Linked DNA regions of Homo sapiens: all the other regions are linked to region 1. A link is an interaction called in ENCODE POLR2A ChIA-PET data of the cell type or tissue named here. Cell type or tissue: MCF 10A. All regions are shown on one strand. Links, peaks and the distances in the headings refer to the core of each region. The heading gives the core; the rest is flanking DNA.

What was found. ChIA-PET counts read pairs that join two places held together with the same protein. Peaks named below come from ENCODE experiments on the same cell type or tissue, not always from the same donor. Only the 100,000 strongest peaks of a DNase experiment are listed, where the experiment ranks them.
Region 2: POLR2A ChIA-PET joins it to region 1 with 24 read pairs; 10 of 35 experiments call an interaction of 5 or more read pairs at or near these places.
Region 3: POLR2A ChIA-PET joins it to region 1 with 57 read pairs; 11 of 35 experiments call an interaction of 5 or more read pairs at or near these places.
Region 4: POLR2A ChIA-PET joins it to region 1 with 12 read pairs; 11 of 35 experiments call an interaction of 5 or more read pairs at or near these places.
Region 5: POLR2A ChIA-PET joins it to region 1 with 16 read pairs; 11 of 35 experiments call an interaction of 5 or more read pairs at or near these places.
Region 6: POLR2A ChIA-PET joins it to region 1 with 11 read pairs; 3 of 35 experiments call an interaction of 5 or more read pairs at or near these places.

The regions. Positions count from the first base shown.
Region 1 is chr11:114,056,835-114,061,592 of GRCh38, reverse strand. ZBTB16 (zinc finger and BTB domain containing 16) reads right to left here and starts at 1,882. Exons shown (of 7, transcript NM_006006.6): 1 at 1,711-1,882. RefSeq lists a silencer at 2,032-2,326. In MCF 10A, for the core only: a CTCF peak has its summit at 2,174; a DNase peak (open chromatin) is centred at 2,052.
Region 2 is chr11:114,192,260-114,197,017 of GRCh38, reverse strand. All of the region lies in intron 4 of ZBTB16 (zinc finger and BTB domain containing 16), which reads right to left. Among named protein-coding and RNA genes, the nearest start is that of NNMT, 100 kb to the left of the region's middle. In MCF 10A, for the core only: no CTCF peak of the experiment used is centred there; a DNase peak (open chromatin) is centred at 2,507.
Region 3 is chr11:114,177,288-114,182,045 of GRCh38, reverse strand. The region is part of intron 3 of ZBTB16 (zinc finger and BTB domain containing 16); the gene reads right to left. Among named protein-coding and RNA genes, the nearest start is that of NNMT, 120 kb to the left of the region's middle. In MCF 10A, for the core only: CTCF peaks have their summits at 1,185 and 1,384 (motif pointing right); DNase peaks (open chromatin) are centred at 1,415 and 2,575.
Region 4 is chr11:114,165,003-114,169,760 of GRCh38, reverse strand. The region is part of intron 3 of ZBTB16 (zinc finger and BTB domain containing 16); the gene reads right to left. Among named protein-coding and RNA genes, the nearest start is that of ZBTB16, 110 kb to the right of the region's middle. RefSeq lists an enhancer at 4,529-4,758. In MCF 10A, for the core only: no CTCF peak of the experiment used is centred there; a DNase peak (open chromatin) is centred at 2,640.
Region 5 is chr11:114,157,327-114,162,084 of GRCh38, reverse strand. All of the region lies in intron 3 of ZBTB16 (zinc finger and BTB domain containing 16), which reads right to left. Among named protein-coding and RNA genes, the nearest start is that of ZBTB16, 100 kb to the right of the region's middle. RefSeq lists enhancers at 1,507-2,006, 2,007-2,508. In MCF 10A, for the core only: a CTCF peak has its summit at 1,548; DNase peaks (open chromatin) are centred at 974, 1,914, 2,704, 3,094 and 1 weaker place.
Region 6 is chr11:114,298,358-114,303,115 of GRCh38, reverse strand. The region is part of intron 2 of NNMT (nicotinamide N-methyltransferase); the gene reads right to left. Among named protein-coding and RNA genes, the nearest start is that of NNMT, 4.3 kb to the right of the region's middle. In MCF 10A, for the core only: no CTCF peak of the experiment used is centred there; a DNase peak (open chromatin) is centred at 4,225.

The sequences.
Region 1 (4,758 bases), core at 538-4,537:
CTCCCTCACTCTTCGAACACTGCTTGCTTGCCTCCACCCCCAGAAGGAGCTCTATCAGTTCAGGAGCCACCAAGCTCACGCAGAAAGGATTCACAGGACGGCTGGTCAAGACATTTTTGCTGCCCGCCCCGGGGTGGGGACGGAGGCCGTCAAGGTTGGGATGAGCATTCAGCCGAGCCGAGCCACCGCGTGCTTTCCCGCAGACATCGGGGTTTCTGAGAACTAGGAGGGAACAGCCAAAAGAATGGAAGCTTGGCGCCCTGAAACAAGCCTTTTGGGTCCTGAGGGAAATCTGGGCGCCCACGGGCAGCCGTCTCCCCCACCCGCCGCTCGGCGCCCGCGATCCGGCTGGCGCTGGCTGCAGCGTCCAGCCAGGCGGCGCGGGGAAGAGCCGGCGATAACCCGCCCGAGCTCCGGGGATCGACCGCGCTCTCACACCCCCCCAGTTCCCAGCGACCCCCACCGAGACTTGGAGACGACTTCAGCAAACTTGGGGAAGCAACTTTTCCCGAGGAGCTAGACTCCTGAAAGAAGGAGAGCTGAGCTAGGGACGAGGGAAAGCGAAAGAGACGGGGAGGAACGGCGACAGTCCGGGCGGGCTGGACTCCGCGGCGAGAGCGGCAGGGGAGGCGGACCCGCCCCGCGGCGAAGGGGAAGCACAAAAGCCCCGCAGCGAGTTGTGGGAGGAAAGGCGAGAAGGGGTCTGCCCGCCCTCCCTCTCCGACCCAGGGCCGTGACCCCCTGGGAGCGACCGGCTGGGTCCCAGGCCTCTGGCCAGCGGCGCCAGCGGCCAGCGCGCCCGGCCCAAGCACGGTGCGAGCGTCTCGGGGAGGCGGCGAGCGAGTCGGTGCGGAGCGCTCCGTGCGTCCGGGTGGTTCCGCGGGCCGGCGGGACCGTGCGCATTTCAAGCGCGTGCGGGAGTGTGCGAGGCGCTGTGCGAGCTAGCGGCGGGCGCGCCAGGGTGGGAAAGGCATCCCGAACGCATCAGGTGCAGAGACCGGCACCCACCGAGAGCGGCCGGGAGCGCACGGCGAGCTCCGGTGTCACCGCCGGTCCCGCCGAGAGCCGAGGAGGGCCCGCAGCGCTGCAGACCCTCTGGAGCTTCCCTCCCTCCCCTGCAAAAGGGGGGTGGGGATCAAGTCCAATCAAGAAAAAGCCCACCACGTTTTCTCAAAGAGAAACAAAACGTAAGCAGTCCCAGTCCTGCTCCCCTCCGCCCCCAGATCTACTCGTCAGCTCCTCCGATTCTAGCTTCCCAGCCGGCCGGCGAATAAACACACAAATAAATAAACCACAACCTTATCTTGCGCCCGCGCACCGGTCCGCATACATAAGAGCACCCACGGGCTCTGTTGCTCCGCCAGCCCCTGGCGGTACAAAGCCTCCGGATCCCCGACCCCTCTGCTCACGCCCTCAGCCCCCGCACACCGCTACGCCCCCCACCTCTCACCCCGACCGTGCCCTGAAGAGGAAGGGCTGGGGAGGCAGCTGCGCCCAGGCTGACAGCCGGGGCTCCCCCTTCTAGCCGACCCCCAACCGGTGGCGGCGACGGCTGCAGCGGCAGGAAGGGAACACGCCAAATAAAAAAGGCACAAGCCCAGCGGCCGAGTGGCCGAAGCGAGCGCGCGCCCCCCAGACCTCTCCAGCCCCGGGAAGCCCCGGCGCGCGGCGCTCGCTGGGCGGTGCGCCTCTTCCCGGCCCCTCACTCACCGCAGCCGAGCCGGGCACTGTGGGGTGGGTGTGCGTGCCTGTCGGGGGGTGTGTGCCTGTGTCGGGGAGGGGTGTTGCTGGGGAACTGTTGCTCTCCGTATCACGGCGGCAGCGACAGCATCGCCCGGCAGTTCGCAGTACCCGCTCTCATCGCCCTCAACTCCTCTCTGCTGCGAGGTTAGCAAATCACCACCGGCTGCTGCGCCTCCGCCGCGTCCCACGTCAACGCCGAGCCCCCTCCCCTGCAAGGCCCCGGCGCCTCTCCATCTTTAGTGCTGGCGGCCGAGCCCGGCTCCCTGCCCACAGCTGCCCCCCTTCCCTCCCCCCTCCCGCGCCGTCCCCGGGCTCAGCCCGCCCACCACCCCGCACTGGCCGAGCCCGCGCGCGCTCCCCGCCCCACCCCTCCTTTCCCCTCCCCTCCCTTCCCCTCCCTTCCCCGCGCTCCGCGCTCCGGGCTTCGCCTGACATCTAGCTGCTGCTGGGGCGCCGGCGGCCGCCTCTCACCGGCCGAGCGGAGAGGAAGGAAGGAGCCAGAGGACAGGAGTGCATGGGGACTCAGAATCCTTAATAGGGGAACTGAGGGTGAAGGGCGCGCAGCAGCCCCCACCTACTCCCAAGATTTTAATTTGCACTGGATACGGGTTTTGTCCCCCCCTCCCCGCACCCCGGTGCTCAAGCACGCAGTTTTGTCTCCTCTTCCAATGTTTGCCCCAATTCAGTGCGTGTCATCTCGCCTTTAACTTTTTTCTCATGGCTCGGGGCTGCAGTCCCCCTGACATCTGTTTTAAAAGGCCGCTTTCCTAGCCCAAACCCGGCCCTCTCATCCTCCTGGTTACTGCGCGCCTCCCGGCTTGAGCATCCGGATTTCAATAAGTCTCCCGAGGCAGAGTTCGCGGGCGCTAGTGAACCAGGTGCCAGAAGGTCCGCGGGGATCTATTGTCGAAGCGAGACACCCGTTTTTAGCTGTCGCGATTGCTGGAGGCCAAGGTCGAGTCCTGGGAGAAACTTTTCTCTCTCCCAAACCTTGGACAGCCTCTCGGCTCTGCCCTCATCCTACCCCCCCGCCCCCCAGCAATCTGGGTGGAAACAGTTCCCGAGAACTGCGCCCAGCTCAGTGCACAGTCTTCAGGGGGCAGGGGGAAGCTTGGACAACCTCTGGGCCCCTCAAAAGTGTGTCCTCCTTCAGCTGGCCGCCCTACTTCAGAGGGTAGAGCAGCCAAAGAAAATGTACTCTTCCTCTGACTGCAGAAAGCTGCCCTCTCCCCTTTTCCCTGGAGCTGAGCGAAGGTAGGGTGCCAGAGGCGGGAAGCGCTCTTCGGGCACGGGCTGTGGATTCTGACCGAAGCCCAGGAGGTTGGGGTGGGAGGTGGGGGTGGCCGAGAGCGCCATCCAGGGTTCTCAGGCCAGTCAGCCCTCGAGGTCACGCGGTTTTAGCAATGCGGAGCTTATGTCACCAAGGCCTGAGTCTGCATGTTCTGTCCGTGACTCACGGGTGGGCCAGAGGTTTTCCGCAGGACTCACCTAGAATCACACCTCCATGCGTGCCTCTGGCACTGCCCCAGACCCAGTCCCATGAACTGTAGGGTCATGGAAGGTGGCAGAAATCTGTATCTGTTCGCTGAAGGCCAGGCGGTAGAGTTTACACATCGGAACTGATCCGGGTTCACAAGAGCCGCTCATGAGGCAGCCCCAAAGACGGGTCATTCCATCCCAGCAAGAGCCACTCCTGACTCTTAAGAGCAGGGAAAGCTCAGCCCAGCAGGAGTCTGCGGAGAGAGCTGGGCAGGGGAACACACTTGAGTGAAGGAAGGGCTCCTCTGATAGCACGGGATACAACCACATCAAACCCAGGGCAAGCGGAGGGGAAGCCCAGTCCCTGGGTATTCATTTCATTAACAATAAAGAGCAATCCCATTTAGAGACTACCTGTTTTTCTAACTAAGGTCTATACACCCTGTTAGAGGAAAGGGATTTAAAGAAAGTTAGGAAAGAACTGGGCTGCAAGGAGAGCAAGAGTGGAGGGATGTAAGGAGAGGAGAAAAGACCCTCCTGGTGCCTCACCAGGGAAACAGAAGAAAGAATCACTACACTTGTTGAGCTTCTGCCTAGATAGTGCCTGCTGGAGGTTTCCGCTTTGCTGTCCACATCCACCTACCAGCCTCTCCTCAGTGCAGTAGCAGGAGAAGCACACAATTAACCCCTGATCCTAATCTCCTATTAATCCTCAAATCAGAGAAAGAGAGAATCTCTGGAAACAATGGGAGAGAAAGCACAATCCTCTATGGCCCTGGCCTCCCCACCCCCGTGCCATATTCACTCTATGTGAAAATCTCCCTTGCTTCATAAACGCTGCCCATTAAAAGCCCAGCCCTTGTTAGTAAGTGTTAAAGAGAGATTAATGCCTGAATTTAAGAGGTGGAGAAGGTAACAAAAAGGAAGAAGGCAGGCGAGGCTGTGGGCTGAATGCCAGCATTGGGCTCCAAGCATTTCCACTTAGCGCTGAAGGCTGGCTGCACAGCAGTTTGATAAGGTTTATTGGGCCCAGATAAAGCAGCAGCAGCTCCCCCACCAAAACTGGCACCATTTATAGCCAGAGCTATGTCCTTGGGTCCTGGGAAGGCTGATGAGAATCCTCAGTTCAGAGATTTCATATGGCAGCACCTAAAAACAAGCAGGATGGAAAATTACAAGAGAATACTCAATCTCTCTCGCGCGCACATGCCCGCTCTCTTTCTGTCTCTCTCATGTTCGTGTATTTAGAGTGATTTTTCTTTTACATTTTTTCTTGAAGCGTCTTTTAAGGGAAACCTGGGTATCAGTTCTAAAAATACAGGAGATCTCAATCTTAGGGGGAGATCATGCTAGAGACAGAGGAATAGATGAGCTGGCCTTTGCATGGAATTCCATTGCTAAATCTTACTCCCTCATCTCCCTCTTTACCCATGTACCTCCCACCACTGGCAGCCTTTCAGAGCTCAGTTAGTGGAACAGGAGGGTATAGCAGTTCTAAGAGATCATACAGGAAGGAGACAGCGAAAATAATAACTC
Region 2 (4,758 bases), core at 555-4,554, 140 kb before region 1:
TGAGAGCTGATGCCCAGGCCCCCACAGGGAGGGAAGACAATGCTAAAATGTGGGCTCTGGGGTACAGAAGCCCAAGGCACACATTCAAGTCCTGCCCCAGATTGGTCTTCCTTAACCTTTCTGGGACTCAGTTTTCTCTGGCAAAGATTAGGGAGGAAAAAAGGTCTATATTTTTGGACTATAGTGAAGACTTAATAAAAATAATAACTCAAAAGTATCCAAAAGAGTACAGCTATTGAATTATCTGTACCTAAGGCAAGTTCAACCTACATGCTCATTTCCTTCATAACACCGTAACCTTCAGGAAGGCAGGGCCCAATTTCTGTTCACTATTATGTATTAAGTCCACAAAGCACCTAGCATACAGTAGGTACTTAAAAACTCAGAGAATGAGGAAATGAAGGAACTACAGGATAAGCCAGCTACACAGGCTACTCTCACAGCAAACTTGAGTCACTAACCTGGCAGACCTTGCAGGGCAGGTTGAGGGCTGGAGGAGAGAGCTGAATTCCTCCAGGGTAAGTCTAGGGTCTAGTTCAACCTAGTACCCTGGGCCTGCAGAGGGTGCCCTTAAGCTTCCCAGCCTCAGAACTTCTAAACCTAGGAATGACCTTGCCTCTTTTTTCTTACTGGCGAAAAGGTAGGATGAGGTGGAAGGTTCTATTTGAAGAAGTCAAGAGATAGGGAATACCCAGGTTCCTGGTGATAGCAGACATGGTTCAGGACCCTACCAGGAACCCAAAATTCCTGAGCCTTTGAGGGCACCAGTCACTGAAGCCTCCTCTTAAGACGTGGAAGGGCACAGGCCTGGTGCTCCTGGAGGCTGGTACACCTGCTTAGTCTCGATTCCAGTTTTGCGGCCTGTCTGGCCTGGGTTTACACATCACCTGTTTAGACACCAACAGGGAATGGTTCCTTTGGGAAGCTTTGGGCATTCCAGACCTCAGGGCCTTAAGATCTACCAAATCTGCTCCCTGAGATTGCTCAAAGTGTGGAGCTTCAATCTGCCCTCACTTCTTTCAACTGCACTGAGAGGGCCCCAGTGGCTGTTAACTCAGTGGGCACATTGCAAATGTCCTCTTGGCCGGAGGACATAGTCAGGGATCCTGGAAGACCTCACCATGGCCTTGCAAAGCAGGTGTATACTGTTCCTATTCCTCCAACACCATCCTCACTGACTTGGCCCCGTCAACCTATCCAGTGGGGGAAATCCATGTTCTCAGAAGCCTCTGAGGAAGACCAGGATGATGCGATGAGAGAAACTGGCACCTCCATTTCCTGAGCACTTACTCCATGCGAGGCCTATATTGAGATTATCCAATCTGTGATGGGGCTGGAATTGGAATCTAGATAGTCTGACACCAGATCCCAAGTTCTGGGTCACTGTGCACCAAATACCCTGCACTTGACACTCTGACTTTAGGCTTCATGGGGTTCCTCTTCCCTGCAATCTGCATGACAAACCTGCACCACTCTGTTAGGGCTCAAACTTTCCTAGGAAGTAATGTCCTCTAGAGATCATCCCATCCACTTCCCTGCCTTCAGGCAGGTCTCTTGTCCCCAGGCAGTCATTTGCCCATCCCCCTTTCCTGCTCCCTGACTCCCTCAGTCTCTCTGGCCAGGCCCACACAGACCAGCCCTGGCCCCAACTCCCCCATGTTCACATTACCAATAGGTGGCTGCTCTGGGTCCCCTACAGATGGACTGAAAGAGTTGAAGGTTCCTACAGGTCACCCTCATGGCCTCTTTGCTCAGACCTCCCATTTTCTCCCGAGGGCATGCTGAAGACTGCCCGGCCTCCTACCCTGGAGCTCAGCAGCCAAGTTATCTCGCTGCCCTCTAATTAACACCACCGGATCCTGTCTGTTGCCCCCAGGCCTGTTCAAGTCCCAAATGGGGATGTACAGTGGCTTGAACAACATTATGATTTGTAAAACCCACTCCTAATTAGTTTGACTTTGAATAAAGAGGGTAATTATTTTTAAATTTATTAACTGCTGCCTGGCCAGAGAAGTTTCCAGATCAAATGACATGGAGAAGCTATTTCTGCTCAGTGATGCAGCAATTTATATTACTGATCGGTCATTAAAACCTCTGGCACAAAACCACTTGTGTTTCCTGAGCCAAGATAGTGTCCGTGTGTCAAATTTCAAACCCAGAGAATAAATTAAGCCATTAATGGTATTTATCAGTTTATCTGGACTTAAAGAACTACTTACTAATTTAAGACATTCCTGATATAGAAGCCAGGTGGTGCACTGGGTGTGCATGGGGGTGTGCACGTGCACGTATGTGTGTTTTCTCACTTTTATTTTACTGAACAGTGTAAAAAAAATTCTGATGTGTAAATGAAGTACAAGCATCTCGGGAACTGCCTAGCTGTTAATTCCTCACTGCTCTGCAACCCAAACATTTTGGAAGCAGCAGTGTTTTGCAATATGTATTTGTCATAATATAAAAGGTGTAAAATGATCTCTGTTTATCTCCTCAAAGCCTTCGTTGTACCAAAACAGAAAACTGAATGTGACAACAAAGCCTGAGCCCAGCCCAACCATAAGCGTGGCCTCCTAGAACACCAGCTTGAGCCCGTCAAGATCTTGAGGGCAGGGGGCAAGGAGGGGTCACACACACCAGGACAGAAATCCAGGTCAAATAGGGTCAAAAGGGTGAGATGTGAACATGCCATTCTCTTGGATAGGCTGGAATTGGAAATAGTTTCCATTAAATTCATTTTCCAGTTTCAAGAATACCTGTACAACACCATAACCACCTGCCCTATGCAAAGCCACACGTGAGCTCCATGAACTCCCACATGGCAGCCTTGGATATGAAACTGATCTGATTCAGGCAAACTGTATCCTACTCCAGGAGGAGGATGTACACATCAGGGTGTTGCGGCTTCTTAGTGCAATGGAGCACAGGGTTCCAAAAGAGCTCTTCCCAGGCAGGGCCATGAACTCAATGACCTCTAAACAGGATCACCCGGAACCAATCAGCCTACAGACTACTGGACAACACTCAGTCAGTGCGGAGGCAGCCAGGGAGTAGTAGAAAGAACACTTGAGTTGGAGTTGGGTCAAGTTCCAGTTCTCTACTTCCTAGTGGGTAGTGTCTAGGCCTCCATGGTCTCATCTGTTAAATGGGTGTAATCAAGGAAATTGTTTTATAAACTAAGGTAGCAAAAATATCAAGTGGCACTGGCAGTATTTTTACTGTCCCAGGGTCTCCATTCCTTCTCTTTTTCAGAGCTCTTCCCTACCTACTCTCCCGTTGGCTTCCCAACGGTACCTGGTCTCCCACCTGGCTTTTCCCACTCCAATAGCTTTAGTGACATTTTCAGCGCTCCCTGTCATCAGGCAACTCCCTTCCTCCTGGGACCCCTTTCCTGGAACAGAGAGGGCAAATAGATTTCAGACTGTATTCTCTCATTGATTATTAGGGGAACTAAAAATCCACCTGAGTTCAGCAGGAAGTAGCGCTGTGAGTGATGAATGAGCTCTGCCACATGTCGGAAAGAGTCACCATGGTCACACAGGACCCCTCTTTGCCAGCCCTATCCTGAGGGTAAAACTGCTGTTGTATCTCCCCTCGGCACTGAGCACGACACCTGCCCCACACAAGGAAGTGGCTCTTCCCTGCTGGGGGAGCTCGCCCACAGCTCACACTAAGGCTGGCAGGGAGCCCTTCTCAAAGCATCCACCTTGGTCTCTCACCCCTAATTTGGATTCATTTTCTCCATTCCCCATCCTTTCAAGAGCTCAGTTTACTCAATCTTTATTGAGCACACCACATGTGGCCTATTGAGCAAGCCACATTTTACCTCAACATCAGCAGGGGGCACTCGGTAGCTGACCTCTCCCTCCTCCAGCTGAGGAGCCCCATCCACAAGATCTCTGGGGAAAAAACAAAAGGCCCAGACCACCACATTCAGACCTTCAGCTTATTTCAAGAACAGGGCATGTGCCTGAGTTGGTCACCATCATATCCCCAGCAGGTGCCAGGCACACAGGGGGTGCTCCATATGTCTGGGGTCCGCCTAGGAACAGCCTCCACAGCTGCTCATCCCTCGGGGACTCAGCTTACTCCCCTGCCCCTGGCTGAGAGGGCAGCTGGCTCCCTGCTGCTGCAAATTTAATCTGGATGGACAGAATTAAGCTGCTTGGCAAAGCTGGCTCACAGCTCATTCCCCCAGATTAGAACTCTCAGAGTGGGATTCTCAGTTACATGCGGTCTAGCAATAAGAAAATGGCTGGGACCCTGGGAGACCCGGTTCTCCCCTTGCTTTCATGACAACCACCTCTGGAACCCTGGGCAAAATAACCTAGCCAGGTCACTTTCTCTATAACTGAGCTAGGGAGATGCTGACTGGAATGACAGCTCACCTGTAAAGCTCCCCTCCCATCATGACAGGGCAAGGCCCCTCCAGACCAAAGCTCAAGATGCCAGTCAGGAGGCATGTTTTCCACTCAGAAAAGGCAAGGACAAGAACGCTGAAATACTGATGACAATAATCTTAACAGCAGCTGACTGGTGTTCTTCCTTCTTCCACTTTAGTCCCCTGTGGTAGCTTGTTTCCAAAGATGACTGCCATCAATTCCTCCTTCCCTATAGGTTTCTGTCACTTCCCTACTGAGAAGGAGAGTCCAGCCTTCCACCGCCTTCTATCTGGGGCTGACCTGTGACTATCTGATTGATGAAATATGGTAGAAGTAATGCTGTGTACTTCCAGCCTAGCTTTTAAGAGGGCTGGCAGTTCCT
Region 3 (4,758 bases), core at 550-4,549, 120 kb before region 1:
AAAGCATTGAGTAAAGATAAACAGAGAGTGCCAGGGGCTGTTCTTTTACACAGCGTAGTCAGGGAGGCCCTTGCTGATGCACTGACATCTGCATAGAGCAAGGCCACCACGTGAGAACACCCTCGCCAGGCAAGGCAAGAGGAGCAAGGAGGCCAGCTGCACGGGATGGAGTGACATGGAGGTGGGAGATGCGGGGCTGGGGGAAGTTAAGGGATAGATTGCGGGAAAGAAATTAAATAGCAGAGGGAGAATAGCAGAAGATAAAGTGCGCTAGACCCTTGCTAACCACAGCAATCACAGATCCAAGCAAACCGAGAAAAATAGCAGGATCTAGAGGTGCAGGCACGAGATCCCACGCCTAACTTGGCCACTCACAGCTGTGGGCATCACACTAGTCATCACACCTTGATGAACTGATTTCCCAATCTGTAAAATGGGCATAAGCCTATCTGTCTGCCTCCCTGAGGCTGCTGTGAGGAGCAAACAGGATAATAGACATAAGTGAATACAAAACTCCTTGTCAATCACAAAACATTCTGTGGATAGCAGAGGTCCTTGGTGCCATTTATACCTCAGGAGGCAGTGCAGTGTGGTTAAGAACTCAACATTTGGGTCAGACAGATCAGAGGTCAAATCCCAGGCAAGCTAGTCGCCAGCTGTGACCCTCAGCAAGCTGCCAGTCTCAGGGAGCCTGTTGCCTCAGCTGTAAAATGGAAGCAGTAAGGGGAGGTCCCTTGGAGAGTTGCGACAAGGTGGGGAAAGTGCTCCATCCTACAGCTGGTGGGTAGATATACAGAACCAGTAAGTCGCAGCTACCATCTTCTCCAGTCACTTTTCCTTTAAAGAAAGAGCTCCCTTCATGCAATTAAAGTATGACTGATTTTACTGGAATTGGATGTACAGTTATTTGGGGGCCATTTATCTTGTGTAAAGTGAGTCTCACATTCATAAAGACACACAGTACCACACGTGCACATACATGAACGCACACATGCACACCCCACCTTGTTCCTCTAATTTAAAGATGAGTGATTGTTTTGTTGAGGGGAGCAGAAAAATCTGCCATCGAACCAATATGTCAGTATCAGCAGCTATTCACCAACCTGGCTCTGAAATCTTCTCTGGACAAGCCCCTGGAGCCCCATTCAACTGTCCTGTATTTGGAGCTCTCTTCCATCTTCCCAGTGGACTGTAAGCTCTGTGAGAGCAGGTTCCCACCTGTCTTGGGCTTTACCATATCCCTGATACCCTGCGCCATGCCTGGCATACAGTCTGTGCCCACTAAATGCTTGTTAAACAAAGAAAGTCCCAGGCAGGTTCCTGGGTGCAGAACTCACCTGGGAAGGGCGCAATGGCCACTCAGGGCACTGCCAAGCTGTCTGTCCCCTAGGGGGTGGCAGAGTCCTTATTCTGCACACTCCGTTCTCTACTACCCCCTATTTAAAACTCAAGGACATGGTCTCTGGCTAGGTCTCAGGTAGTTGAGAGGAAAAGGGAGGAAAGGTTAGGAAGTGGGGCTGTCTGCTTCTTCTGGTGTGAGATCTCCCTCTCATCAGCATGTCTGCTCCCAACCCAGTCCAATGCTCACTGTGGCAGCCAACAAACAACCCTTCCCTCCGCTACAGTCAGTGAGCCTCCTGCCCCCCAGGCAGTGATCTGCCGAGTGACTACTCCCTACCCCAGGCACTGAGTTTATCTGAGATTCCAGGTACCCAGTTGTGAAAGAGACAGGCGGACATCCTTGCCCCTACCAGTCTCCCAGGTACCCTGCAGATGAGGGCTTCGGGATGTTCTAAGCACCACCCTGTAGGGAGCTCCCTGACCATTTTGGGTTCTCCAGACTCCTACTCTTCTCCCCTTTTTCCCTGACTTCCCGACACCTCCAGAAGGTTGGGGATAAAGGAAGGAGGAAGGTTCAAAGCCAGTTAAAGTTCGGTGGAAAGACAGGACGCACATGCCAGAGGCGGGACTGAGGCCTCCGTGTGTGGGAGCAGCTCTCCCTCTGTGCCAAGGATCACCCCAACTCACAGGAATCAAAGGAGGGAACAGCCAGCAGGGCACTTTCAAAAACATAAAGCTTTCTCTAAATGCCCAGGATCCCAATGACAATAAAGCTGAAATCCAGTGGAAGCCATGACAAGCTCCCTGCAGCTGCCCTCTCCCCCTTGTCAAAGAACCTCCCTCCCTACCTGCCCTAACCAGAAATGAGGCTGAGGGGGTCCCGGCATCCAGGAAGGAAGCAGAAGACACTGAATGCAATCAGATATGGGGTGGTGTCTCTCTGAAGGAAATAAGGCAGAAGCCAATGAGGGAAGAAAAAAAAAATTCAAATCCCTCCCTCTCCAAAGCCTCTCCCACCCCCATGCTAATAATAAGAAGGGAGAAAAAAAAGAACCACTGAAAAAACACCTAATGTTTGCCAGCATCTAATGTTGAGTGGTGTGTCCTTTTTTTCAAAATTCCTTGAGATTTTAAAATAAACATCTTGAATGTTCTGATGAGATCTGCACGCCTGCTTACATAAGGAAGTACAGAGTGTACCAAAACAGCAGACCCAAAAAAAGCATAAGCTGTCAGAACAATGAGTACAGACGCAGGGCATTTTACAACAGGCCATGGTGTACAGTTTTATTTACAGTACCTCTTATCAGACGGAGAACAGCACACTGGCTGCCAATTCCAAAGGCCGGCACTGTGTGTTCTTTCCCTCAAGGAGATGTGTACTCCCAGAGAGGAGCTTGAAGGCTCTCTCTCTCTCTCTCTCTAGCTCTCTCTCTTGCTCTTTCTCCTTTGTCAACAAAACAAAAAGCTGATCCAGAACCAGAGTTTCTGGAAGATACACAGATTCAGGGAAGAGGGAAAAGGGAAAGCAGGTGAGCAAATCCTGGCTGAAAGGAAAACAACCAGCCCCATTGATAGGTCCAGGATATGGTTCAAGGGTAGCTGTGGTTGACAAGGCTGTGGGGAAAGATCCTCAGAGTTCGGCCTCACTCACTACAAGATGGGAGGGTGAATGAACTAATGATACAGGACCCCACATAAATATAGGATGGAGAAAGACACCAGGGAATTCTCCTGGGCTGAGCAACAGAACAACGGGAGTCACCTGGGATGGAGGACAGGTGGTTTTTAGATCTCCAAAAGCCAGTGTCCCACCAGTGACCTGGCAAATGACTGACACCTCATGTGTGGCTAAATATCCACTCTGCAGAAGAGGAAACCCTGGACTGGGTCAGGAGGAAATGCTGAGACATCTCTATGGCTGAGGGAACATTTCTTATCCTACCTAATAAATGTGATGCTACTAGGAAGCTGCATGGTGCCCTTGTCTCTTACTGGGATCCTGCAGTCCCTCTCTCAAGTCCCACAGGGAGCACACAGGTCTACCTTGTCCCTTATCCCTGCAACTCAATTCTCAGCCAGAGTGGCTTGGAAAGCTCTTTTGTTACCCCTTTTAGCACCAGCGGGTAATCCAACAGGCTTAGAAACACTGTCCACAGCCAGAACACACACATGCACTCAATATTAAGCTGCACAGTAAGGTAGTGAAGAGCACGCTCTCTGGAATCAAACAAACTCTGGTTCAAGTCCCAGTTCTACCATGTCTAGCTACCACCCTGAAGAAGTGAATTATCTCTTCTGGGCCTGTTTCTTACCTAGAAAACTGGGCTCAGAGTGTTTATGCCACAGGGTTGGTTGAGGGATGATTAATTTAAATAATATATGTAAAGTGTTTAATACCCTGTCTGGCATACAATAATAGCCCAATAAATGCTAGTTGTCATTAAGACCAACATCATCATTGTCATCAGGAGATAAAATAATAGCAAGGTATAAGACACACACAAACATCAAATGCATGCAAGAGATATATCACGCAATTTAAAATATTCTTACCTCTCCAGCCAAAACACACCAGTAAAGATGGGGTCAGATCATTCTTCCCCAGGAGGAGATCAAGGAAATGACACCCCTACCGTCTGCTCCCATCATCACTCATGGCCAATGTTTAATGGTATTATTACCCTCCTACTGCCTACCCAGAAGGGAACCAGGGAATGCAAACCAGTTTGAGATGATTTATGTTTTTAAAAATACATGAGTGAATTATTTTAAATAAAATGCAAGTAGGATAGTAAATTTGTTGCAGATTTTTTAAAAATACAGGCCAGGTGCAATAGCTTGTGCCTGTAACCCCAGCCTGGGTGACGGAGTGATACTCTGTCTCCAAAAAAAATTACAAATATTCCTGAAGTCTAAGAGTAGTGACTCAGGGGTTCACCTTACCATTGCTTCTAATCTCTTTCTTCTCCTGGCAACTTCTATGACTGAGCAATCATGGTATTGTGGTAGTCAGCACAAGGGCACAAAATCTCTCTTACTACAGGAATGTCAGTCCCTGCTGTGATGAACCAGACTTCCTTCCAGACATGCTTTGCCAACTGAGAGATCTCTCGGAGGTTAACGGTCAGGCCCCCTCAAAATGAAGTCCCGGGCCGGGTGCGGTGGCTCATGCCTGTAATTACCCAGCACTTTGGCAGGCCGAGGCGGGCGGATCACCTGAGGTCTGGAGTTGGAGACCAGCCTGACCAACATGAAGAAGCCCCATCTCTACTAAAAATACAAAATTAGCCGGGCATGGTGGCACATGCCTGTAATCCCAGCTACTCGGGAGCCTGGGGCAGGAGAATCGCTAGAACCCCGGAGGCAGAGGTTGTGGTGAGCCGAGATCGCACCACTGCACTCCAGCCTGGCAAC
Region 4 (4,758 bases), core at 545-4,544, 110 kb before region 1:
CTCTAAATGCCTGCAGCACTCAGTCTTTCCTCTTGCGGTCACAATGAGCACACCCAGCCTTGCTCAACGCCTTCTCTTGCCAGGGGGCTCGTGTCACCCTCTCAGCCAGACCACCAGCTTCTTGCAGACAAGGACACTGGCTTCAACCCCTCTGTCCACCCTGCCAAGCTTTGCACACCACTGGCCCTAGGTTCAGTTGCTAACTGATGAATGACTTCACAAACGATTTCCTGCAAAAGAGGGCCACACGTGTGACCCAGAGTAGTCATCGAGGTTTCTCTGCTGCTCAACCTTCACCATCTGGTTCCCATTTGGCTGATGTTTCGCTCCCCAGAGAAAGCTCCAGCATCCCCAGCGCGTGCCTGGGGAAGATGAGGCTGTCAGAGAATGGACACAACCAGCCTCATGTCAAGTGGTCCAGCTTCACTGGACATAATCTGAAAGGTCAGGGAGGCCCAACCTTCCTGATGCATCATACTCCAAGACGCTTGAAGTCTAAGGCGCTAGTAATAGCCCAAGTGGTCACAGCTCTCACATTTCTGGGCTGCAGCACAGGTCGGCTGCCCCTTTCACCCCACCCCAGCATCACAGGGTGCATCTACCAGAAGCAGAGCACCCAGTTGCGTCGCCATGCAGGAGGGACCACAGGCAGCTCTCTCCTCCTACCCCTCCTACTTGGCAGGATAGTGCAAAGGAGGAGTGGGGGGCATGACACAGTCAAGCTCTCCCTGGGTGGGAGGGCCACACACTAACCCACAGACCCTCCTGCAAGGCTCCCAGAACCCTCCTATCCCCAACCCTACAAGGCACTGAGCAGAAGTCATAGCCACAACTCACAACCACTGAACACATGCTCCTCTGGCAGAGCAGGAAGAGGCTAATAAGCCACACCTGCTCCTGGTGGCACAGGTGCAAGGCACACAGGCAGCAGCCAATTACTATGCCACCCTCCCCACCCCCAGGACCCTTGGGCACAGGGCCTTCCTGGTCTCAGCTCCCCAGTTTGAGATTGGTTAGCTCTACAAACAGAGAAGCAGGCATTTAGGCACTCAAACAGCACGAGGCCAGGGCTAGGTATAGCAGCATGCTATACTATAATAGAAAAGCAAGACACAGGGTGGAAGGAGAGAGAAAGAGAGGGAGATTGAAGTCCAGCTCTGCTACTTTCTAGCTTTATGATCTTAGGCAAGTTAACTCTTTACTGTCCTCATCTGCAAAACGGAATCAGCATATCTGTCTTCCAAAGTTGAAGAAAGACTGAGTTCAGATATGCAGAACACATAGCACTGTGCCTGGAACACAGCAAGTTTCAATAAATGTCTTTCTCTCCTTCCTGCAGCCAAACCATGCATCCTGAGCCCTTCACTTCTTCAACAGATATTTCCTGAGAGCCTGCTATGTGTCCCGCTGTGAGGATGCAACAGAGCACACTACTGACAAGGTCCCCGCCTTCCATCCTTGTCTTCTCATCCAGATTGCTGACTCCTGGGGCTGGAGGGAAGCAGGCAGCACCTCAGGTCTGTTCCTTACCATGTGCCCATCCGCATGCCTGCTCACTCACCCATTAGGTTATTTTTCAAATGACTGAGTTATAACCACCATTCAGGTTACTAAGCGAGGTAGTATAGGGGACACAAATAAATCACATGTTCTCAAGAAGCTTACAGTCTAGTAGGCAAAAAAGGCCAAGCAAATAAATAGCTATGTAACAAAGAAGGTGACAGGTGCCATAAGAGGGGATAGATAAATGGCTAAGAGCGATCAGATGGAGGGCGGCCTCTTGTCCTGCCCAGACAGACACATCCTAGGGCTGAGTCGGCTGACTTTTCAAAAGAGAAGAGAAAAAGGAACGCTCGCCGGTCGGGCACCAGGCCTAGCATGGGAAACAGGCAGGACCTATTTAAAACAACTAGAGCCAGGTTAGAGCCTTTTCTGGCAAGTCCCAAAACTCCTGGAGCTGATCAGATAACCAGATAGAACCAATACTGTCAAAATCCTATGGATTTTAAAAAATCATTTAGCTGTTGCCGGGATGATAAAAGAATCTTGCCATTCAAAGGGAAGGTGCAGGCTCAGAGGAAGGAGGGGTCGCTGGGAGAGCAGGAGGGGGCTGGGGAGAAAAGGGAACGCCCTACAAATATAGATCAGGGTTAGGGAGAAAAACCAGACGGCCAAGGACATTTATGCATTGTGGTTGCTTTACTACCTAATTAATTCAGTAATTTCAAAAACAATTTTATTTATGTTCCATTTACCACATCAAAGGTGAAAAAAATCCTACTGATGCTAAAATAATACCTCAAGGCATCTATTTTTAATCAGTTAAAAAAAAAAAAAGCAAGGGGTAGAGGGAGAATTTAAAAAAAAAAAAAAACAAAAAAACTCGCCCTGGTTTCTATACAATCTCTCCTGGGCAGACCACCAACCCTCAGAGAGAGAGAGAGAGAGAGAAAACACAGCCAAGCCCTCTCTGAGAGCCTTCCTGGCTGCTGAAAACCAAGCTTGTCAAAAAAAAAAAAAAAAAAAAACCAAAAAAAAAAAAAACCACAAATCCATAATGGCCCGAGGCTCCTCTCCAATCTATTTTCTGCTCAGCTGGTTTTAAATGAAGTTATTATGAGTCATTAAAACACCCGCAAGCCAGTGGAAGTCAGCCAATTACAATTTTAAATTTAGCCTGTTCTCTGCCCCATTCTCTTGTTTTCTTCCTTTGCCCACAGAATGCTGCTGCTGTTATTTTTTCCCTCCCTTCCTTTACCCAAAGTGAAAGAGACAGTTATGAAAATGCATAGTATTGCACGGAGCACAGAATCATTCATATGAAACTCAAATTATTAGACAAAAAAATGCAAACTTCTGCCCCCTCCAAAGTCAACCCAAGCCTTGCCTCAGCCCACTGGATTCCTCGGAAACTCCAGTCTGAGCCCCAAAGGTCATGGGGCTATTTTTAAAATGAAAAGGTTCTTCAGTGGGGTCTTGTTGAGAAATGTTCACATCCATCACACAAAATCAACATTTTCATGGCTGAATCCAAAAGGTAGAAACACACCACCACCATCTGAGAATTAATAACAAACAATGAAGTTGAAATTCAAAGGTAAAGCAGGCTTTGCAATCAAGCATGAATGTCGGTAGAAGTCACTCGATATGATGAGCTCATTTAGTTTTTAAATCTTCAAGGTAATGGTCTGTGCGGGCCCATTACAGCAAAGGAACAAATTTGAGTATTTCATGTAAATGCTTCTTCTCAATCTCTTTTTGTTCCCATGCTTGGACACACAAACACACACATGCACACATGGTGTTCTGATTAGGACTGTGTCCCCGATTTCTAGGAGACACTGCAGCTTTTCCATACCCTCCAACAAGTGAGTCCCTCTACCCAAAGGACTGTCCAATCCTGCAATCTTCACCAACCTCATTTAATGGATGAGTCTGCAAGCTCCACAGAACAGATGCCCAGATGTCTGCAAACACCTTCCATCACCTCCAGGCCCCCTCTCCCTCATGGTTACACACACACACACACACACACACACACACACACACACACACACACGTAGACCAGTCCTCTGCCCCACGATACTTGCAGTTCTATGCCCCAAGAACGCAGGAGAGCCACAGCCACAGACCTAGGCAGTTGAACACCTGGGAGAGGAGTGAATGCCATGCCATTTCACTGACAGTCACCGAGGGTTAGTGTGGAGGCCAGGATGCTACCAAGAGTGGCTGCCTACCTGGTTGCTCTGGGTGAGCTGGAACTCAGGGTCCATCCCTACCAAGCAACCTCACTGAGAAGAGCATGTGAAATACCATGATGTTTCCAGGCCCATTGCGACCTGCAGCCATTTGCCAAAGGCTTGACCTCTATGGAACATAAACCTGAGGCCTGTGAGCACAGATGTCCCAGGTTCTGAAGGTCCCCAGAGCTGGGCAGATGACACCCTCCTATCCTCAGCCCTGAGCCACCCCACTAAGTAGTTCCAAGTGAGACCCCTCAACAGCAACCTCTCAAGTGGTTCACCCAGGCCTGTTCTCCCGGAAGCCAGTAAAGCTGAAGCTTCAGGCCTCTCCCTGGCACTGACCCCTTTCCTGGGAGAGGCTCTAACACCTGGTATTTATAATCCTTTTCTGAGAGACAGCACCCAAAACTGAGTACGCTTCAGGCCCCACCAAACCCAGATCTGCCCTAGTAGTACAAACACTTTTATAACAGGATATTCATTTATTTGACAGATACTATCAGTGCACAACACTCCTATGTACCAGGCACTTTGCTAGGGCATGAGTATGTGAGGGCAGCTGCTGAGTCCTGCACTCAGGTGCACAGTACTGGCCCAGGAGAGCACAGTACCAGCAAAGTCCAATAAGGGCCTTGTAAAGCCTAACCCTGCTAAACTACTTGCCCATTCTCAACACAACTGGGATTTGGGGGGAACATCCAGGGACCTGGGAAAAGCAGGGGCCAAGCCAGAGAAGCCCCACTCTGGCCCCTGAGAGGCAAGGGACAAGAGCACATGAGATTCTAGGTGCTGGGAGCATTCTAGGGACACTGGCTCAAGAGTCCTCCCCTCTGGGGAGACCTCTGGGCCAGAGTGACATTTTGTTTTCCATTCCAACCACTGCCCAGCTTCCAAGCTAAAAAAAACTTTGAGGTGGTGGGTTAGGACAGGGAGGCAGGGAGGCAGGGAGAGACAGAGACAGAGACAAAGACAGAGAAAGAGAGAGACAGAGAAAAGACCAACGAAGACAGATGGA
Region 5 (4,758 bases), core at 218-4,217, 100 kb before region 1:
TCATTCTTTCCCCATGGCTCTAACTCTGGGGAAGAGCCTCATCTCAGGGATGCTTCTCAACAGCCAGGGCCTACAGTGCCTGACAAGGGCAAGAGAGGAGTGGAAGGATGGGGCCTCCCACCTGGCAGAATGGGGCCACAGGGCCCTAACCAGCACAGAAGGCACAGGCCTCTCAACACTCCAGCCACACCCCAACACAGACGGCCAGTCTTCAAGTTCTCCAACAGGCTTTATTCACCTTATATTCTAGCCTAGTCTACATAAAAAAAAGCCCAACAGTCCCTTCTATTCCAGACACAAAAATATGTCACCCTCTTACTCAGTCCTTCAGTGGCTCTCCAGTGCTTCAGGGAGAATGCAGATCATTTTGCTATTCCTTCCACAGATGTATCTCGTCCATCTCTTCTAAACCCTGCACTCTGCTCTCTCCCTGCAGGCCCAGCCTACACTCGCAGGTTACACCACCCACTTCCATAGGTGGCTTCGGCTTCCCCTCACCGAGTCCTTTCAAAATGCTGTTCTGTTACCCTCTGGCACAAAACACTCTCCTACTCTGAATTTCTCCTAGATTTCTTAGCACTTTGCACACATTACCATCTTGTATGATGATTGCATAGTCATACTCATCTCCCACTCTAGACTTAAGCTCCTTGAGGGCAGGGATGTTGTAGCAGTCTTCACTGTTAAGTGCACAGAGCCTGACACACAATTCGTGCTTATTAAACATCCTCTGGCTCCAAAAATGAATGACACTCCCAGAATAGGAGCAGGCCACATGAATACTCAAACCCTAATCGTATGCAGCCGAGTCAAAAATAGGGACAAGCAGTTCTAGGCATGCTCACTTATAAGCCACCAGGACGTTAAGCCAAGCTGTGGGAAATCTACCTAATGGGAAACCTTACACTGGCCCATCTCAGAACCAATTTGAGTCACTGCATGTGTCTGTGGTCTCTGCATGGACACCTCAGAGCTAGGAATCACTTCTCGTGTTACGACAAGGAGTGGCGAAGAGACAGTGGATCAACAGATGCTTCAATGCCAGATCCCCAAAAGGGGTAAGGTAGCAGAGGGTGAGGAGGGAGGTTTCAGAGTCTTCCTGGGACACAGGAAGGGGAAGGGCCACAGTCCTACACCCAAGCTTCACCCTCCATCAGGGCTAGCTTTGCAAAGCCTTGGAGGTCATCTCTCTTCCCACCCCAAGCCTCTTTCCCCAACACGCAAACCCTTCTGACCCCCAAAACCACCTCTGAGAATGCAGGGCCTGGCCAGATCATCTCATTAGTTAATGAGTTTGGTTATTGATAGTTAGTTTAAACTTATTGTGATCATCAGGTATAGCCCATAAACACTTGATTAATTCACACATTCGAATTGAAATTAAAACTTCAATTAAACTGAAATTCACTACTACCATTTAGGCTCTTTTAAAAACCCTTAAAACAGAAAGTAAGGGAGAGAGAAAAAGGGAAGGCACTGTCTCTCAGAAGGGCCTCCTACAGGGCAAACTTCTAATTAAACAAATTGTCAATTTCAACACAATGAAAACTGATTTAGCAGTGTAAATTTAGTATTCTAGTCACTGAAAATAAGACCTGCATTGTCGATCTCCTGCAGGCTGATTTCGCGTGATAGGGAAATGAAGAGGAGAGGAGGACGACAGGGAGAGAAAGGAGGAAAAACTGCGAAGGAAGAACAAGCCGGAGCTCCGTCTGCCTTTCAGAAATGACATCTCTGCGGAATTCAATGCGGCCTATTCTCAAGCATCGGAGAAACTCTTTTCTTGCCTCCTCCTTCACCCCACCCCAACCAGATTAGAAAAAAAAAATTAATGGTGTATGATGACAAACTTGGCTCAGCACTCACTGTACATACTGTACCCACAAGTCTGGCTCGCAGCCAGGCCTGGCCTGGAGCCAGGACTACAATAACAAACACAGGCAATGCTCGCCAAGAGGGGGTGGGGCAGCACACAGAGCTAGCCAGGAAGTGAGAGCCGTTCGGCTCTGCTGAGCAGAAGAAAACAGCAGGAATGTGCCAGTGCAAGGGCAGCAACATTTAGGGGGGCAACCACAACCCCTACCCAGATCCTGGACTCACTTCTCCACAGCCTGCGCCTTTTGAAAAAAAATGCTCGCCTCCCCCCCGCCTCCCCCGCCCAGGGTTCTGGAGCAACTACTGTTCTTCCAGGCTGTGGGCTGCTTGAACCCTTGGTCATCTGTAAAATGGGTCTACTCTACAGACCTGGCACACCCATTCTCACTGTCAGCTTTCTTCATGGAACCTTCAAAATAGAGCAGCAGGAAAACCTCACATCATCTAATTCAATGTCTCTTCTAAAACATCACCTAGTTCTGTTTTCAGGCATCAGAACATGTAAACCACTACTGGAATCTGTAAGAAGACCCAGCGCCACCAGCCCAGCCCTCTGACCCCAACTCCCCAACAAGTCCAGGTCACTCCAGAGGCCCCCAGGGCCTGTTTAACAGTGGCCAAACAATTCAGGAAATGGTCTAGCCTCACTAAGCCCTTTGTGCTATTTTATTTTCAAGACCTCTCAGCACGGAGGTGAGGAGTATGCCGGACAACAGAAAGAAAAAAAAGAATAGAAATATCAGAATATAGGCCGTGAGCTATCTGCAAGGGTGAATTAAAACACTACTATGACTCATCGCACCTGCCTAATCATCAAATCATCCTTTCCAAGGGCATTGGCAAGTGACTAGCAGAGGGACAAATCATTTGACACAATCAGCCTTCAGTGCCCAGTAAGACAGGCATGGAAAGGAAAAACTAGGAAAAGAGGACCCAACTCCCAAAGCCTCTGGAGCAGCCATATGAGATCAGGGGACCTGGAAGCAGCATCTCAGGTGGAACCAAAGTCAGCTTCCCCAGGGAACCGCCAGCTCCGCAGGGCAGTTGCACAGTCACACTCTTGTCTGAACTGGGGACACCGGGCCCACCTGACATGAGTATGCAAGCAACCCTTTCTTTTCTGCAGCCGCTTCCACCAGCCCCACCAATGCTGCTGATGTGTGATTCACAGCAGAGACACTGGCTAACTCACACTGGGTCACACCGCCTGGAAGAGGGATACAATACGAGCCAGGGGCTCCTGGCTGTCCCCTCCAGTGAGTCCTTAGGACATAAACAGTTCCTACCACAGGAGGGACTTGTCCGGAGAGAGGAGTGTCCCTGTTCATCGGCATCCCAGGCTGCATCATTCACTCAACAAATACTTCTTGGCACCAATAATGTGCCAGGCAGTGTGCTGGACATAACGTGGACAGGATCTAACCCCATGACATGTTAGCTATGGTGGTATGTATTCAAGGTGAGCCTCACAGCTTCTCCGAGATAGCGTTAAATATTTTCATTTTACAGATGAGGATACTGAGGCTGTAAGAGCTTATGGTTCTTGCCCCAGATCACATCAGCAGTAGGTACGTGTCCAAATTCCTTCCACCATGTAACCCCGCCTCCCAAGTAAGAGAGATAAGTCCATAAATAACTGTAACACAGAAGAAAAACTGCACCCAAAGATAGCTTCAAATAAAGAAACATGGGCACAGAAAAGGCACGACTGCTTCTGGCTGGAGGTGGGGAACAGCTGGGGATGGCATCATGGAAGGGACCTTGGAAGATCTGGGAAGATGGGAGATGGGTTATTCCAAGTAGACAGAATGGGGCAAACAAAGCCACAGAGCCCAGAAAGCAACAAGCCCATAAAGCAAACCAAGAAAATGAGTCTGGCTACAGCACTGGACTCAAGGAAAGAGCAATAAGAAAGGACGCTTACTGCGGCTGAGAGGGCAAAGACGCTTTACCAACAGGCTAGAAGTGCACTGCCCCAGAAGTGCCCAGCACCACACAGGGGTCTAGGGCAGGACGCACCACACTCTGCAGTAAGGCAGTGGTGGGCTAAAGCAGAAAAAATCAAGACCAAGAAAGCAAGGGAAGGGTAGCCAACCTGGTAGGCAGATAGTTCATGAAACCCGCCACACTCTGAACCTTAAGTAGCGTACAAAGCTGAAGGGAAGCATGAAGATACAAGGTGTAAGTCCCTAAAACAGAAGAAAAAGTGTACGTGAGTGTCAAGCAGATCCGGACGCAGAAATGCCTGGAAGTTAGGGCTCTGGGCTGAGGTGAGACACATGGGCAGGAGGAGGATGATTCAGTGGAGCCAGGGGCAGGGTGGGGAGGGCCCACAGGAAGGAAGAACAGAATGCACGAAGACATGGGGACAGTAGACGCGCTGAGAGAGATAGCTGCCAGCTGCCTGCTGTGGACAAATCCGTGCGCCTGGAAGAGGGAAGAATGGGAAGTGAGAAGGAGTTAGGACGCTTTAGGAAGGGCCATGAGGGCCGGGGGAGAGACCACATCCAACACAATGCGGAACCACATGGGCCCTGCAGCAAGGCAGTGGGGAGCTGAAGCAGAAAAAGCGAACGAAGAGCACTTCCACGACTGTACCCATGATGGGCTCAGGGGAAAGACAGTACTAAACGGCCAGGCAGGCAGGGAACGAGCGGATGGGGACACGCCCCCCGGGGCAACAGGCTCAGAAACAAGGATGAGGGAGGAAGGTGCAAGCAGAAACCATTAACATTTATTAAATGCCAACTGTATGCCAGGGGCTTACTACAGATGCCTTCAACGTATATTCTGTCACTTAATCCTCCAAAAAATTATGTAAGTTAACAACACCAGCACTTGACAGATGCAGAAACTGAGGTTCACAAGATGAATGTAGCTAAG
Region 6 (4,758 bases), core at 477-4,476, 240 kb before region 1:
GGTAAATATAAAAGATCTTAAATATATGCATAATATAGCCTTAGTTAGTTTGGGCTCCTGTAACAGAATACCATAGACTGGGTGGCTCATAAACAACAGAAATTTATTTCCTACAATTCTAAAGGCTGGAAGTCTGAGATTAGGATGCCAGCCTGGTCAGGGTCTGATGAGGACTCTTCTGGGCCACAGACAGCTGACTTCTCATTGTACCTTTATATGGCAGAAGGAGAGCTAGAGAGCTCTATGGGGTTCCTTTTATAAGGGCACTAATCCCATTCATGAAGTCTCCACCTCCATGACCTAATGACCTTTCAAAGCCCCGACCTCTTAATACCATCATAAGGGGGTTAGGATTTCAACACAGAAATTGGGAGGGAGGGATAAAAACATTCAGTCCAAAATTCCTATGTTTAATATATATTGTTATATACATTGTTTAAAACTGTATACTGACTTATGTGACTATACTTAACACTATTCAACTAACACTTAAACATAGTAAAGATGGTAAATTTTATTTTAAAAATCAAAATTAAAAATAAGACAATAAAAATAAATAAAATCACTACTAACTAAAGCAAAACTAATAACAATATATGTATTATAGTGTTATACATAGAAATAAAATACATGACAAGAACATAAGGGCCAGGAAAGTCGGTTAAGGAAATTACACTTTTGGAATATCTTACATCCTTCATGAGACAATAGATATGTCAAGGATGCATATTGCAATTCCTAGAAAAACCACACAAACTCACACAAGACACAGAAGAGGTTAACAGGGGAGATAAAAAATAAATACTAAAAATATGTACACTTATACTAAATGGAATACTAAAAATTACTGCATTCACCAAGGGAAAACAGGAAGAAAGACACAGGTGAACAACAATCAGATGGGACAGATAGAAATCATATACCAAGATGGTAGATTTAAATTCAACCCTGTAATATTAGTAATTACATTAAATGTAAATGGACTAAACAATCCAGTTAGAGGCAGAAATTGTCAGTCTGGATTAAAAAGAGAAAACATAATCTGAAAACAGAAGGGTAGAAAAAGATATGTAGATATATCATGTATATTAGTTATATGTAACTGCAGGATAAATTATCCCCAAAATTTAGCAGCTAAAAATGACAAACACTTATTTCTCTGTTTTTTCTGGTTCAACTGGGGGAAATTTGGTTCCAAGCTCACTCCCCAGGACAAGAGAGTGAGATAGAGACAGAATACCCAATAAAAAGCTGTCATTTTTTAAAAATTGATTTTGTTTTTTACAGCAATATTAGGTTCACCGCAAAATCAAGCAGAAGGCCTACATTGGCATACCATTATCACCCAAAGTCTGTAATCTACGTTAAGATTCACTCTTGGTATTGTACATTCCATGGATTTGGACAAATATATAATGACATGTGTCCACCATTATAGTACTGTACAGAGTAGTCTCACTGCTCTAAAAAATCCTCTATACTCCACCTATTTATCTCTCCCTCCCCGACCCCTAGCAACCACTTATCTTCTTTACTTCTTCCCTAGTTTTGCATTTTCCAGAATGTCATATAGTTGGAATCATACATGTAGCCTTTTAAGATTGGCTTCTTTCAATTAGTAATTGTATTTACATTTCCTCCATGTCTTTTCGTGGCTTGATAGCTCATTTCTTTTTAGCACTGGATATTATTCCATTGTCTAAATGTACCACAGTTTATTTATTCATTCGCTTACTGAAAGACATCTTGGTTGCTTCCAATTTTTGGCAATTATGAATATAGCTACTATAAACATCTGTGTGCAGCTTTTTGTGTAGACATACCACAGCTTTTTGGGTTACATACTGAGGAGTGTAATACATGCAGCTTTCTGGGTTACATACCAAGGAGTGCAACTGCTAGATTGAATAGTTTTGCAAGGAATAGTCGAATTGTCTTCCAAAATGGCTACACCATTTTTAATTCCCACGAACAATAAATAAGAGTTCCTCTTTCCCCACAGCCTCATCAGCATTTGGTGTTGTCAGTCTTCCAGATTCTGGCCTAGATCTAATAGGTGTGTAGTGGTGCTGTAGTCCTTTTAATTTAATATCACAATTGATATCCCATCACTATGCTGCATTCTACCAAACTTGTCAGTACTGAATCACTAAATCCAGTGGATATTCTAGGGAAGGGGATTACACAAAGGTGAAAATACTGACACAAGGATTATTGGGGGCCATCTTAGAGGCTGCCCACCACACCATGCAAAACAGCAAGCATAGGAAGGGTGATGTAGCTATATTAACATCAGAAAAAGTAGACTTCAAGACAAATACATTGCTGGAAATAAAGGGAGATATTTCACAATGGTAAAGTGGTCAGTTCATCAAGAAGACATAACAATCCTAAAAATGTATATAACAGAGCTAAAAACAAGTGTCAAAATGCATATAGCAAATGTTGACAGAACTATAGGGAGCAAAGGATAAATCAACAATCATAGTTTGAGACATTAACACTCTCAGTAATTGACAGAGAAAGTAAACAAAACGTCAGTAAGGATGTAGAAAATTTGAATGATACTATCAACCTGCCTGACTTAATTGATATTTATAGAAACTATATCTACAACTGAACAATATACACTCTTTTCAATGTAGAAAGCACATAGAACGTTTACTGAGATAGACCATATGCAGAGCCACAAAATAAATCTCTGACTACAACAAAATTTAATTTGAAAGCAATAACAATAAGATAGCTAGAAAAATCCCAATACTTTGGAAATTAAGCAACATAATTCTAAATAATTCATGGTCAAAAAAGAAATTACAAAGGAAATGAGACAATATGCTGAATTTGAAAATAATAAAAATACCACATACAAGAATCATGGGATGCAGTTAAAACAGTGCTAAAGGAAATTTGCAGCATTAAATGCCTACATTAGAAAAAGAGATATGTGAAATAAATGATATAAGTTTCCAACTTAAGAAGCTAAAAGAAGAATTAAAAACAAGACATTTTAGAAAGCTAGAAAAAAATAAAGTAAACTAGAAAAGAATTAAAATTAAAATAACTAGAAGAAAGAAAGTGATCAAAAATAAGAGCAGAAAGCAATGAAATAGAAAATGGACAGACAATAGAGAAAAATCAACATAGCCAAAAGTTGGTTTTTGGAAAAGATTAATAAAATGATCAATCTGTAGCAAGGTTGATCAAGACAACAGAAAGAAAACAAGACAAATTACCAATATCAAGAATGAAAGAGGAGAGATCACTACAGATCCTACAGACATAATAAGGTATTAAAAGGATATTGTAAAAAAAAAAAAATGCCAATAAAGTTGACAACCAAGATAAAAAGGACAAACTTCTTGAAAAGTACCACTTACCAAAACAGACAAAAGAACAAACGGAAAATCCAAGTAACCATTAAAGAAATACTGTTTTTAATAAAGTCTTCTCTCGCACAAAAATTTCAGATTCACCTGGCTTCGCTGGTAAATGCTATCAATCATTTAAGAAGGAAATTATACTAATAATACTCAAACTCTTTCAGAAAATAGAAGAGGGGATATCACTCCCAACTCATTTTATGACTCCAGCCAGCATCATGCTGATATCAAAATTTGTGAAGCACACTAGAAGAAAATTATAGCTCAATTATACTTCATGACCAAGTAGTTTATGCCACTTTGGTGTAACATTCAAAATTTTCCAATGTAATTCACATTTTCAGAATACAGGAGGAAAATCATAAGACCATCTTAATAAATGCAAACAAATTTTGACAAAATTCAACATTTGATTAAAATTTCAAAAAAGCTAGGAATGCAGAACTTAGTCTGATAAATAATATCTATGAAAAACCAATAGTTAATATACTTAATGATAAATCATTGAACATTTTTTATCCTAGAATATGGAATAAGGCACAGAGGTCTGCTGTCATCATTTCTATTCAATATTGTATTGAAAGTTTTTGCCAACATAATAAGGGCAGAAAAATAAATAAAAAGCATAAAGTTGGAATAGAAGAACAAAACCTATTTTTATTTGCAGATACTATAATTGCAAACATTCATCTTTTTATGCAGCTTGCAAAGAAGTCTGTGGGGTCTCAGCAATATGCATAGCAGCAGAGAAATGTTGCTCCAGGAGTGAATGGTCAGTTGGGGAACAGACTGGATATTGTCAGACAATCAGCAGAAGATGGAAGTGCATAAGGATATGAGAAAGACAGTGAATTGCAGGCGTGGCTACCTCTGGCTAATAGGCTATTGCCAATTTCTCGTGTTGGAAGAAATTAAAATTTACATGAACAAATGAGATTCATTTGCATAAATTTACATGTAGATGTGGTAGTGTAAGATCTTGACCATTAGTTGTAAGTATACAAAGTCTACTTTCATGGATGGTGATTAATAAATTCTTTTCAAGTAATTCCTTTATGTTTCTTACCTCAGTTTAAAAACCTAGTCAGATTTTGGTTGTATCTGGTGATGTCAGCATTAGCCACACTCACAGCCAAGTTCTATAGGCTTGGATGGCTACAGCAGCATGGCAGTGAGGCAAGGGACAAGCACTGACATCCAAAAGCTGCTGGTGAGAAGCTGGGTTAGCCTTTTACTTGCAGCTGTCCTAAACCTAGGTCCCAAGGTACTTGACTGCACACTGCTCTTGTCCCCAAAGGCCTGGAAAATTTGGGGGTTTACTCCTCTTTGCTCAGTATCCATTTCTTCAACCCTCTCCCTGTGTCTTCCATTACTC